2 separate regions of the Mus musculus genome follow, and region 1 is linked to region 2. The links are chromatin contacts, found by Hi-C or POLR2A ChIA-PET in ENCODE. All regions are on one chromosome and are shown on one strand. Each heading gives the region's core, a stretch centred on a gene start or an enhancer-like site at or near the end of the contact. The rest is flanking DNA. Distances are from core to core; before and after follow the strand shown.

What was found. A loop is a pair of places that touch in the nucleus more often than their neighbours do. ChIA-PET counts read pairs that join two places held with the same protein, here RNA polymerase II (POLR2A).
Region 1: a loop to region 2 is called in a map of heart, with 2.0 times the contacts of the local background. The contact joins the promoter of Fggy here to the enhancer-like site in region 2. A Hi-C loop is called at or near these places in 1 of 37 maps with a recorded cell type or tissue (heart). POLR2A ChIA-PET finds 5 or more read pairs at or near these places in 1 of 5 experiments (Patski).

The regions. Positions count from the first base shown.
Region 1 is chr4:95,553,917-95,559,752 of GRCm38, forward strand. Fggy (FGGY carbohydrate kinase domain containing) reads left to right here and starts at 3,591. Exons shown (of 16, transcript NM_001113412.1): 1 at 3,591-3,675. Gm40206 (a long non-coding RNA gene) reads right to left here and starts at 3,450. Exons shown (of 2, transcript XR_867942.1): 1 at 2,903-3,450; 2 at 1-708.
Region 2 is chr4:95,383,552-95,388,953 of GRCm38, forward strand. No RefSeq gene overlaps it. Among named protein-coding and RNA genes, the nearest start is that of Gm12707, 99 kb to the right of the region's middle. Within about 2 kb of position 2,065, at least 1 of the 3 ENCODE cell types and tissues checked has a DNase peak (open chromatin) inside an H3K27ac peak, as active enhancers do; it is heart, where a contact is called at or near this core.

The DNA.
Region 1 (5,836 bases), core at 2,341-4,840, 170 kb after region 2:
AATTTAATGAGCTTCTGTGTCCGCCATCCAAATCCAACAACTACCAGAATCTTTCCATTGCTAATTCTTACATCGTTCCTATTACCCCATACTTCCAGCTATGCTACATCTTGCTTTTTACATTAGATGTAAAATTGACACATACTGAAACATGTAATTTCAAATAGATGTGTTTATGAGACATGAACATCTATCAAGGCTTTCAACATTCTCACTGACTGGGATAGTTTCATCATGTCCATTCACAGTTTGGCTCAGTCACTTTCCCTCCGCAGGCCCCTCTAGGTCTTTTTCTTTTCTTCACCATAGTTTGTTTTGAATGTGTGAGATTATAACATCACAAGAATGCCGTCTTAGTATGTGAGTTCATCATTTCTTATAAATACTGTCACAAAGCTTTAGATCTCCTCTTTTCTACTTTCTTCCAGTACATTTTTTGATATTCATTCATGGCCTTATAATATCTTTTCACCATCCCCATCTTGTCTCTTTCACCAGTGTGAGGCTCACATCTTCCCAGCCCATCCCTAGGGTTGGACACATATCTGGTATTCTTACAAGAACTGTGAGTATGACGATACTATTGCCTTTCTTCAACCAAGATTCATGAAGGTATGGTGATGTCAAAGCACTTGATTGCCATATTTTCTGCTGTGTGGCATGATCCCACTGGAGTATGGAGCAATCATAGGAATTAAGAGATGAAACCTGGAGAATAAATGGTCATTTAAGACATAATTGGAATTCCTGGATGACTCTTATGAGTTTCAGTTTCTTCTTAAATCACCCAATTGTGTGAATCAATAAAAGTGGCTATTTGCTTCAACAAATTTGAGTTACAGTTTTTCAAGCAATGCAAAGAATTATTTATAATCCTTAATAATTTATAATCCTTATAATCTTACATCTTGATGTCATTATTTACAACTCCAGAGGCATTCAAACTATTCAAGGATATGGGAGCAATAAATATTTGAGAATATATGATCCAAGAGGAATTCTGGCCCATATGTTATGCAATAATGTCATTAATTTTTATGACAGACCTTAGCACTCAGATGCCACTATCATTTCTGAGTGTACTCTTTATTATCTTATATCTATATATTGCCATCAAATACTCAATGACTAATGAATGAAAACAATGAACATTTGCAAAAAGTGAACACATTCTTCTTTTCCCTGTAGAACATTTGTTAACAGAAATCTGTCATGTAAAGTAGATGAGGAATTGTTTACATTAACGATGTTATGTATTCATGTATGCCTATGCATACATCTGTTTATTTGTGTACATATGCTTTTCTGTATCTTTAAATTTATGTGCTTGTGTGCCTAAATATAATTATATGTATGATATATGAGGATGAAGTGGTAATGTAAGACTATACAAATATGGTCATACAAAGTGTGGTTGGCTACACATGTGGTTGTGTGATTTCTATCAGTGTGTCTATGTATATCTGTTTGTATCATGATTTAATTTGCAGCTGTGTGACTACATGTGTATAAGAGTGAGCATGACTTCATATGTATACATCTGTATACTCTACTGCTGTAATTTAGATATGCTTTGATCTAGTCTCCACAGGATTCATATGCTGGAAGCTTGGTCCCCAGTGTGGTGATGTTGACAAGTGGTAGAACATGTAAGTTGTGAGGACTTGTGGGAGGTAATTATGTCACTGGGAATACTGGGTTCCAATGGGATTGATGCTGGTTTCTTGGAGTGAGTTAGATTTTCAGAGAGCAGACTGTTAATGAAGAAAGGCAATCCCATGTGCTTGCTGCCTTCTGCATGGAGCCATTTCCTCTTCTGTTTTTCAGCCACATTGTGTCAGCTAGTATTTTATAAAGTACTCAAGATTTGTTATTTCTTTCCATAAATTGTAGCCTGAAAATGTACATTTCCCATAGTCCCTGAGGCAGCAGACACATTCCGTTCTGGGATAGGTTAAGGAAGAGCTGGGGCAATGCATAATAGGTATTAAGCATCCGACCGTTTGCACAACATTTCTGTGATGTAGTTTCAGATGGTTCTGTAGTAGAGGTCAGTCACCTGATTTCTAGTGCTAGTTGAGCTGTGGGGTCTTTTGGACTCAGCCTGGTCTGGTGTACACAGCATTAGGGACTCACTTTCTTTCACCGTGTTTCTTTCCTCTGTGTGCCTTTTATCCCAAGGTCCTTTTATTGTTTAAAATGGCTGCTGGAGGCCCAGCCACAACACTATTTTTGCTACTGGTCATATGCTATTTAAGAGGACTCAAATAAAAACTCAAATACAGCAAAGACGAGAAACAGCTATCCACAAAGGCCAACACACTAGTTTATGTTTAGCAACGAGGAGACCTTTCAGGTTCCCACCCAAGCCATAGACTGTGAGGCAACAGGCGCGTTGCATTTCTGGGATACATTAAGGAAGAGCTGAGCCAATGTAGCATGTGTATTAAGCATCCAAACTTTTGCAAAACATATACATGTCTGGTACTTAATTTGTTCTTCATAGTGCTCCGGAAAGAAAGACAACCAGGTCTTAATATTATAATTCCCGTTGTATGCTTGGTCCACATGACTAAGTAACAGATCTGAGACTGTGCAGACAATTTTTTGAATAGCTGGAAATGCAATCATAGTGTAGATCTTAACAGTTAGGTTCTTAACTGTCCGGATGCTGAGACCCTTTATAATAGTTCCTCAGGTTGTTGTGACCCAACCATAAAATTATATTTTTTGTTACTTCACATATCTACTTTTGCTATTGTTATGAATCATAATGTAAATATCTGATATAGGTCACCAAAGAAGGTTGAACACTGCTTGTGTAGAGGAAAATAAATCCAAACCAAGACCTCCAGGAGAGTGCAGGACTAATCCTGTGGCCTCAGCCTCACCGAGTTCTTACCTGGATGACGGAGAGAGATCGATCACTCGTTTACTCTCAGGTCATGTGGATACTAGTCTTAACATAATAAACACACTAGGTCTGACTAAGGAAGTCTCTGTTATCGAGAAGGGTTGGTTTTCGCAACCTTGGAATAGTCCCCAGGAAAAGAAAAAAGAAAAAAAAGAAAAAAAAAAAGCCAAACCGGTTTTGGACTCTCAGTATCTAGCGATGAGGGTACCGAGAGTCCATGTAGCTTACTGGTATGTCAACTTCTCAAAGGCAGGGGTCATCTATCTTTTAGATTTACGGTGTCGTCTCTACCTCAAAGCCTCGACCACAGCATAAAGTGTGAGAGTTCCTGAAAAGCACCAGGTATAAAGGGTTCAAGGAATTGAAGCCCATAGCAATCCTGGTGCTCAGCCGAGGGCGATTTAACAGGAAATATCCACCACATACTGTAGGTTGGCTAGGTTAGCTGGCGCTCAGAGGGGATTGCTTAGATTGAGCCGTCTCTGTTGCCTGGGCATCTTTAAAATCCAGGCAGCGAAAGGATTTTGAAATGCAAACCCAAGACTTACAGTACAGTGGGGAGGAGCAGGGCTCACAAGTACTGGCCATTCACGGTGCCCGTTTCAAAGGACCAATCAGGTTGCTCCTTACAAGGGTTGCTGGAGGGGCTGGACTGAAGCGGGCGGAGTCACAGCTTGTTTGGACCGCCCTGCTGGGTGCGGTGCGGCTGTGCATGGTGGCCTGCTGGCCTGCTAGCTAGAATGTGATTTCATATTGGACAAGTAAGTGACCCTCCCAGGGGTTCTTGCAGGCACGCAGGCTCTTAGCCAGCTCCCCCCAAAAGCTTCTCTAGCCTGCTAAATGTTTCCCTCCTTCACCTTTGGGTCTCACAGCCAGGCCACTGGTTGGCCTTTCAGTTTCTTGTGTATTCTGGGTGAGGTGTCTTGCCCAAGGGAGAGGCCTTTACTGCATCCCAATGACTGCCCTACAGATGTCTGGGGCCTAAGGCCCTATCTCTCTGAGTAGTGTACAGTTAATTAAATAAAGTGTTTTTTCTTTCTCCCAGAAAAGAGAATTTTGCAATGCACCCCCGCCCCGCACCCCAATTTGGGGACAATTCTCTAAACATTTTAAGTCGTTGATTTCAAGTTTGGCAATGTAAAAGCGTTTCAAGGCTGGTGCTGTTTAAGGCTATAGAAGCTGAGCATCTGGAGATAGTGTTTGGTGCGTACTTCAGTTTAAATGGGATAATGCCATCTGTCTTGTTACAGGGCTGCAGGCCAGGAAGGGTATAGGGGGATCTTTCCATGTTTATGAACTTCATGACCATTTCAGGATGGAGACACACACTGTGGGGGAACTCCTCTGTCACTGGTCCATTCACTGGAGCACTGCTTACATTTTAGCTCGAATTTCTTCTCCTAGTTAAAGGGCAAACTGTGGCCAAGTTTGACTCTTTTTTGATCAAGTGTGTGTGTGTCAATTCAAAAGGTCCCATTGGATTGTGCTTTTAGGGAGCAAATCCATAAGGAAGAATTAAAGTCTGAGTTTGTGGCTGGATTTGTAGATTTGTCTTTTGTTTCATTTTCTTGTCCTTTTTAAAGGGTTTCCCGTCTTTACTGTGAGCTATGTGAGTCCTGATGTTTCTCTTTTCTGTTGCTAGCTGGGGGTGCTGCTAGTCTGTCTTCTGGAGTCTCCTTCTAATGCAGCTGTCATGCTTGGTCTTGACTTAAAGGCTTCTGCCCTGGCTGTATGAATAAGAGCCCCAGAGGACTGCTCCTGACTGATGGGGTCTGGGGTGGAAAATAGGGGATGAGGAGGGCCTATGGATGATTTTTTTTGAGGGGGGGGGGTGGCTTAGGATTAGGAAGTCAAAGTTTGCAAGTAAGGAGGAGGGAATAACCCAGTTGGTGGAGCACTGTGTTTCTGGGAAGGGTGCCAGGTTCTTATCCAGGCTCTCATGAATTTTGCTGGGCTTTGTCTTCTGGAATTTAGTTCTTTTTCTATAACCTTTATCTAAAAACTACAGCCAATTATTAGCCTTTTTAAGGACGACGACGACAACAACAACAACAACAACAACAACAACACCAGGTTGGGGAAAGCCCCGTCTTTAAACTCCCAGCCAGAAGGGGAGTCTGACATAGTTCTTTGTCTGGATTGTGCCATAGAGATCATTTAACTCTTGAGATGATCGCAGGCAGAGAGGTGTTCTCAGCCAGGGTAGTTAGTAGCAGCCCCATGTAGTAGTGACTGACATACAATTAACTGTATATTTTAGATTCCATTTGCTGAGATTTTAAGCATTCCAGCATCATTGATGATAATGGGTTTTGATTTGTAATTTTCCTTTCTTGTATTTTCTGAGTTATATTTTCTGACTAATATTGGCCTTAAAGAATCAGTTAGGGAGTATTTTTACGCGTGTGCACGCATGCGCATGCACACACACACACACACACACACACACACACACACACACACACATTTTCTCTCTAGTGGTTAGTAGAACTCACTAGCAAAGTCATCTGGGCCTGAAGCTGTATGTGAGGAATGCCAGCGACAAAGCCATTTGATCTAAAAGCCTCCTTACACTTCCTGTTGCTATGAGAAACCCATGAGAAAATAACTTAAGGCAGGAGAAGTCATTTTGGCTCACGATTTCAGTTCACTATGGTAGGAACAACTCACATCATGGACAGCAGGGAGATGACTTTAGGTCTAAGATGTTTTTAGGTTTGTAGTAGAAGTTAGGATGGAAAATAATAGTATGGAACTCTGGACTCACCAAGACAGGATAGATAATAGAGTTAGATCTAATTGTTGCCAAACACAAATGGACTGAACATTGTGAATGTAATTCTTACATGATAGTTTTCATAATTGTTTCATAATTGTTTTTATAATGTATAGATTATCGTTGTAAGAAAAGGAGCCTTTTAT
Region 2 (5,402 bases), core at 815-3,314:
GTTAGAGATGAAGTCAGGGTGATTTAAGAGCCTATATTTATAGTATCTGCGTATAAGGAAAAAAATCTCCGTTTTGTGCAGTGACCTATAATCAGGAATTTCCTGGCAATACACACACACGCAGGCACACATACACCAGATCCTGTAGCTTACCTGCCCCAGCAGGCCAAGAGTGCCGCTCCTCCCTGGTTCTCCTCTGTCTGTCTGCTGAGCTTCAGGGAGGTGCTCAGACTTGGCAATTCTCAATGCCTACATTGCAGCCTAAAGGACTGCTTGTTTGCTTCATGACTTCAGACACAAACTCCGAGCCTCAGTTTCCTCCCTCATGGAGGTGTTGTGAGGATGAGAGCAGATAAGGCCACTTTTATGTAATACATCACTTACATGTTGATGCTGTTGAGGAAGACAACAAGGTTGCAGCTGTGGGACATTCTGCACAAGACAATGGTGGCTATAATGTTGAGGGTTGCTTTGTTCTTTAGACCTATTTAGTTTTATGTAAGTATGCCGTCACTGTCTTCATACACACCAGAAAAGGGCATCAGATTCCACTATGGATGGTTGTGAGCCACCATGTGGTTGCTGGGAATTAAACTCACAATTTTTGGAAGACTAGTCAGTGTGCTTAACCACTGAGAGATCTCTCCAGTCCCCTGATGTTGAGATTTTCTGTAGGGAGGCTCCAGACACATTTCAGAATCCCCAGTTCTGACTTCTTTGTACTGGAAACAGTGAGACTATAGGTCCAGTCCCCTCTTCTTGAAAATCTATAATTGGCCAGGGACCAATATATAGGTTCAGGAAGACAGCAATGCGACAAAATTTACAGACTGTAGTGATCAGTAAACTATGAAAAATAAATTTGGGCCACTTCCATCCTAGATGTAATGAGCCACATCTCTGAAAAGCAAGGTCTTCGTTTTGATAAGCTCCTGACCAATCCCATAGATACTAAAGTTTGAAGCTCATTTGCAGCATCTAAAGCGTCATTGCTCACTGATTATCCTTCCCTTCATTTGACAAGCTGATGGTATTCCTGAGCTGGGCGCTAGCACTAAATGGTTTGTGTGCATGGACCCATCCAGTCCTTCCAACAGGTGTAGGCTGAAGTTGTAACTAACTTCACCCTTCCAGCCAGACTAAGAAAAACATACATTTCACATGCTTACATGTGATAAGTGTACGCAAGGGAGTACAGTAAAGAGACGGCTTACATGACTGTACAGTAAAGAGACGGCCTACATGACTGTTACATTAGGGAAAAGGTTTTTAATGGAAAATATCTAGAGGCATTTGGGAGAGTCCAGAGCAGAGAGAAAGAGACTGGACATGACCAGAGATAGGGAAGCAAGAAAGTATACAGGAGATGAAAGCAAGAGTTAGAGAACAAAGCATATTGAGAGAGCAAGAGGATAGCAAGAAATAGGGAGAGAGATAGTTGGGGGATAGAGAGTAGCAAGTGTAGGAATAGAGATGGAGAGAGTGGAGGAGAAGTAGCTGGAGGGGAGGGAGGGAAGGGCAGGATGCTAGCATAGACTAGGAAAGGTGAGACATGTACTTGTGATACTGAGGAAGCCTGATGGCCAGCATGCACTTTGATATGCTGATTGGCACCACAGGTAGCCATATGTCCCATCTGCAAGAGCTAAGGAAAATGATTTATTTTGGCAGATCAAAATCAGTTTTGCAAGATCCCCAGGAATGCTGGCTTTTATCTACCCTTCACAAATCCTTCTATAGGCCACTGAGCTCATTTCTGCATACTTGGATTGCCTGAGACCTAACATTCCAGCCTTTTGTTGATGATAAAGTGCAACAGGTCCCTCCCTTCTATAACTGCTTCTCCGCTGGGCAGGGCCATGGTCAGAGGTAGGAAAGTCTAGGAAGGCTAGAATATGAGTCGAAATTAGGGAGCAGGAATTGTAGGTGCTAAGGGCCCAAGGAACACCGGAGGATAGCCTTGGAGTCGGCCCTTGGAAGCTGTACTTTGCAAGCAAGTTCTCTTTCACTGGACTGGACAGGCTCACCAGGTAGAGGGCTTCTTCGGCAGGATAACTTGGGGCTGGCAAAGTGTAGGCCATTTCAGAGCAGTCATCGGGGCTGCCTTTGGGTTCCTGGATGGTGTCAGCTGACTGGAAATCTGCTGGGACAGATACAGACTGGGGACAAAGGTCTGTGATCTGCACTGCAATCGTCATTGTGGAGAAAGAAGTTAATACGTGTCTGTAAACAGTGACAGCAGACGTCTGGATCGGAGCCATAGCAAAACAAGGCTGAAACGCTATCAACAGAATAGTAGCATAAACATTTCTTTTTTTTTTTTGTAACATGACAGAAATTTCTCAGCAGGAAAGAGAACAAAGAGGAAGAAGAGCTTGAGGCTATATATAGACTGGACAGAGATGTTTTTAGCACAAGAGGTACTTTTAAGTCTATATTTAGAAAACAACCAAAGGAAATTTAAATTTTTGGGGCGAGTGACCATCATAACAATTGCTTAGAGTAGATTAATAACCTAACAGAACCCCAGTGAGTAATGTTAAACTTTGCATTTTGAAGCCTTAACATCATGTATCACCTTTAAGTCTCATTTTTTCTTTTAACTTAACCTTAGATCCCTTTCCTCAGGCCTTCATGACTTACCTAGACTTTCAACATTCCCCTCCCCCACAAATCTGGAAGCGTTCAGTCATTTTCTGTGAGGCACAGATGCTTGAATACTAAAAGCAGTCCCTGGAAAAGCAAGTTCTATCTTTAAAAAGAAACAGTAAAAAGTAAATTTTTAGTCAATAACAGCAGCATGGTAGCTTGATTTCTGTCTTTCATGGAACCTGTTTTGAGAGTTTATCTTTTGCAGTGTGAAGCCTGTCAGTAAGATAAACTTGCCTCTGAGTTTGCTTTTCTCAGCAGGAGACCTTGTAGCTCTAAGGGAAGCAAAGCATTTAGGAAATGGGTTGGCCAGCTAGATGCAGCCTTGGTGGGAGGAGCCAGGTAAGTCAGCTGTTGTTGCCAAACTGATGAAGCTAGGGCTTGCCACCATTACCATCACAAAGATCTGAGAAAAATAAATACATTTGAGCAAAAAGTACAAACCAAGTGGCCGCTGTATTAATTAAGAACAACAGAGACACCTCATTGGGTAGCTCAGTGGAGCCGGCCCAAGGGCATGAGAGCAGGAAAGCCAACCCTGCCCATTGCTAGCTGTGGCATTGGGTGAGCTAGCCAGTGTTGGAGAGCTTGCTCTGGTGGTGTAGGTATGGGAGAGCTGGGGGGTTAACCAACTCAGCTTTCACCCAGTCCCAGATCCAGGGCTTTGAGTTGGCCCACCTCAGCAGCTACTTCAGCTATGAACTTATGGAACAAAAGAAGGAGCTGTCCCATAGATATAAAGCTAAAGAATCTCCATGACACAGGGCAGCAAGAGGATATCAGAGAGGAGTCCCAGTGACGATCCGGTATTGATAATGGAGGCTTCGATCCAGACCAGTGACTCACTGTGATGAATATTTGCAAAGGGTGTACAATGGCACACACTGTGACACATTAAAGCCTCCATGATGTTTGTTTGTTTTCTGTTGTTTGTTGTTTTTGTTTTTCTTTTGAAGGGGGATGTTCCAAGGGTGGAGAGAGGATAGGAAGGGACAGGGAGGTGAATAGGACTGTAGCGTATGATATGAAATTCACAAAGGATTGATATTTTTTTTTAACGGCAGACTTACTCCCTATCTGGACAGACAGCCTGGGATCCTCCATGGTGATCTTGATGGCTTTGTTTGTCAGTCATCTGCCACCTCAAAGGACAGTACTAAGTTTTTAAATGCCACACAGAGCAGCGTCAGCTTTCAGGCACCAGACCCAGAAGCTCTGAGAGATTTTTTTCTGTGGAGAAAAAACTTTTGGGATTGCCCTACCTTGAGGAGGCAGAGGAGCAGTCTGCCCAGTAGTGTCTATAGTTTGGGAAGGGCCAGACAGTAGGCAGGCGAGGCACGATATAGTCTTTTACTTAGTACTCAATGTTACTACACTCAAAGCAAACTCCAGGTGGAGTCTGTTGCTGCCTGTCTTCTTTTGGAGGTAGACTTAGCTGCTGCTACCAGAAGCTACTATTTCTATTAGGGGAAGTCTGTTTATTAAATACCTTCAATGTCATATTCATCAGATCTCTGAGTAGTTTGAGAGCCATCATCTAATTTATTAAGTATAGCTGACTTTAAGCAAACTTTACTTTGTTTTAGTTACTTGCTTTAGGCTTAACATTGACAACATATACAGAAGGTTAAAGTTTATCCCAATAGATGAATTTTATATTTGTATTTAGCATGACTGCAAAGCATAGTTCTGAGCACATTGAGGAATTTGATCATTTATAAGTTGACTGACCATTAACTTAAATGCCTTAGTTATCTTTACCAGTTTACAATAAGTTACTTGTTTTTATAAGATTAGGATTTTACAGTTTTATTCCTATTAAAATTTGAAGATTCAACTGAAGATCCTTTAGCATCAAAAGAAAACTTTAAACTATAAATACAGTTCACAGAGAGATCGAGTACTTTATTTTCCCAATCCTTTTATAGCATACCATTACAGCATATTTGATAGTTTTAGTGTGATGCAATTTATCTAAATAGCTAAAATTTAACATAGAAAAGCAATACAAAGATGCTATACATATACCTTCATGTTAGTTTCTGCTACCTTGAGTAGACCTTAGGAATGTATAAACTTTAATCGTTAGATATAAGTTATTAGTATGTTCTATTTTATATAAACAAGAATTGAGTCCAAGGTATGTGTAAATCGTTTGCTATAGCAAATCTAGTTTTTAAACAGAAGTTGAATCTGTGTTACGTACAAGCATGCTGCTCTAAATTAAGATTATCTGTGTAAAGATTTTTTTAAACTATCAACCATTTCTCTTAAAAATTTTAAGTTAGCTTTTCATTACAGATTTTATAGATATTTTAATCATATGGAATAAACTTAAAAATCCTGAGATCCAGACAGTTTAAGCAGTGGTTGTAAGAGACGTTTTGAGAGTAGAGAGGAAAGAAAGCTTAGAGATAAGAGAGTTTCAAGACTGGAGAGCAGAGAAGCGTAGAGAGAAGGTATTTGGAGGAGCATTTGCTTCAGCAGTGGCAAATGTTACAATCTGCAAGAATTTGGAAATTGGGTGTGCCCTGTTTTTGACCATTGAGCTGAACTGAGGCCAAGATGTTTGCAGGAAGACGGCAAGGCTTTAATGAAGTGTGCAGCCAAAGAGGAAAAAGATTAGAGAATGCCAGTGAGTGGTCTAGTAAGAGGCATTTGGGCTCCACAAAGCAAGCAAGAAAGGAAAGTAAATTCTAGGAGTGAAGAGACAGAGCAAGCAGGAAAGAAGACATCCTTGAGGAGCAGAGGGA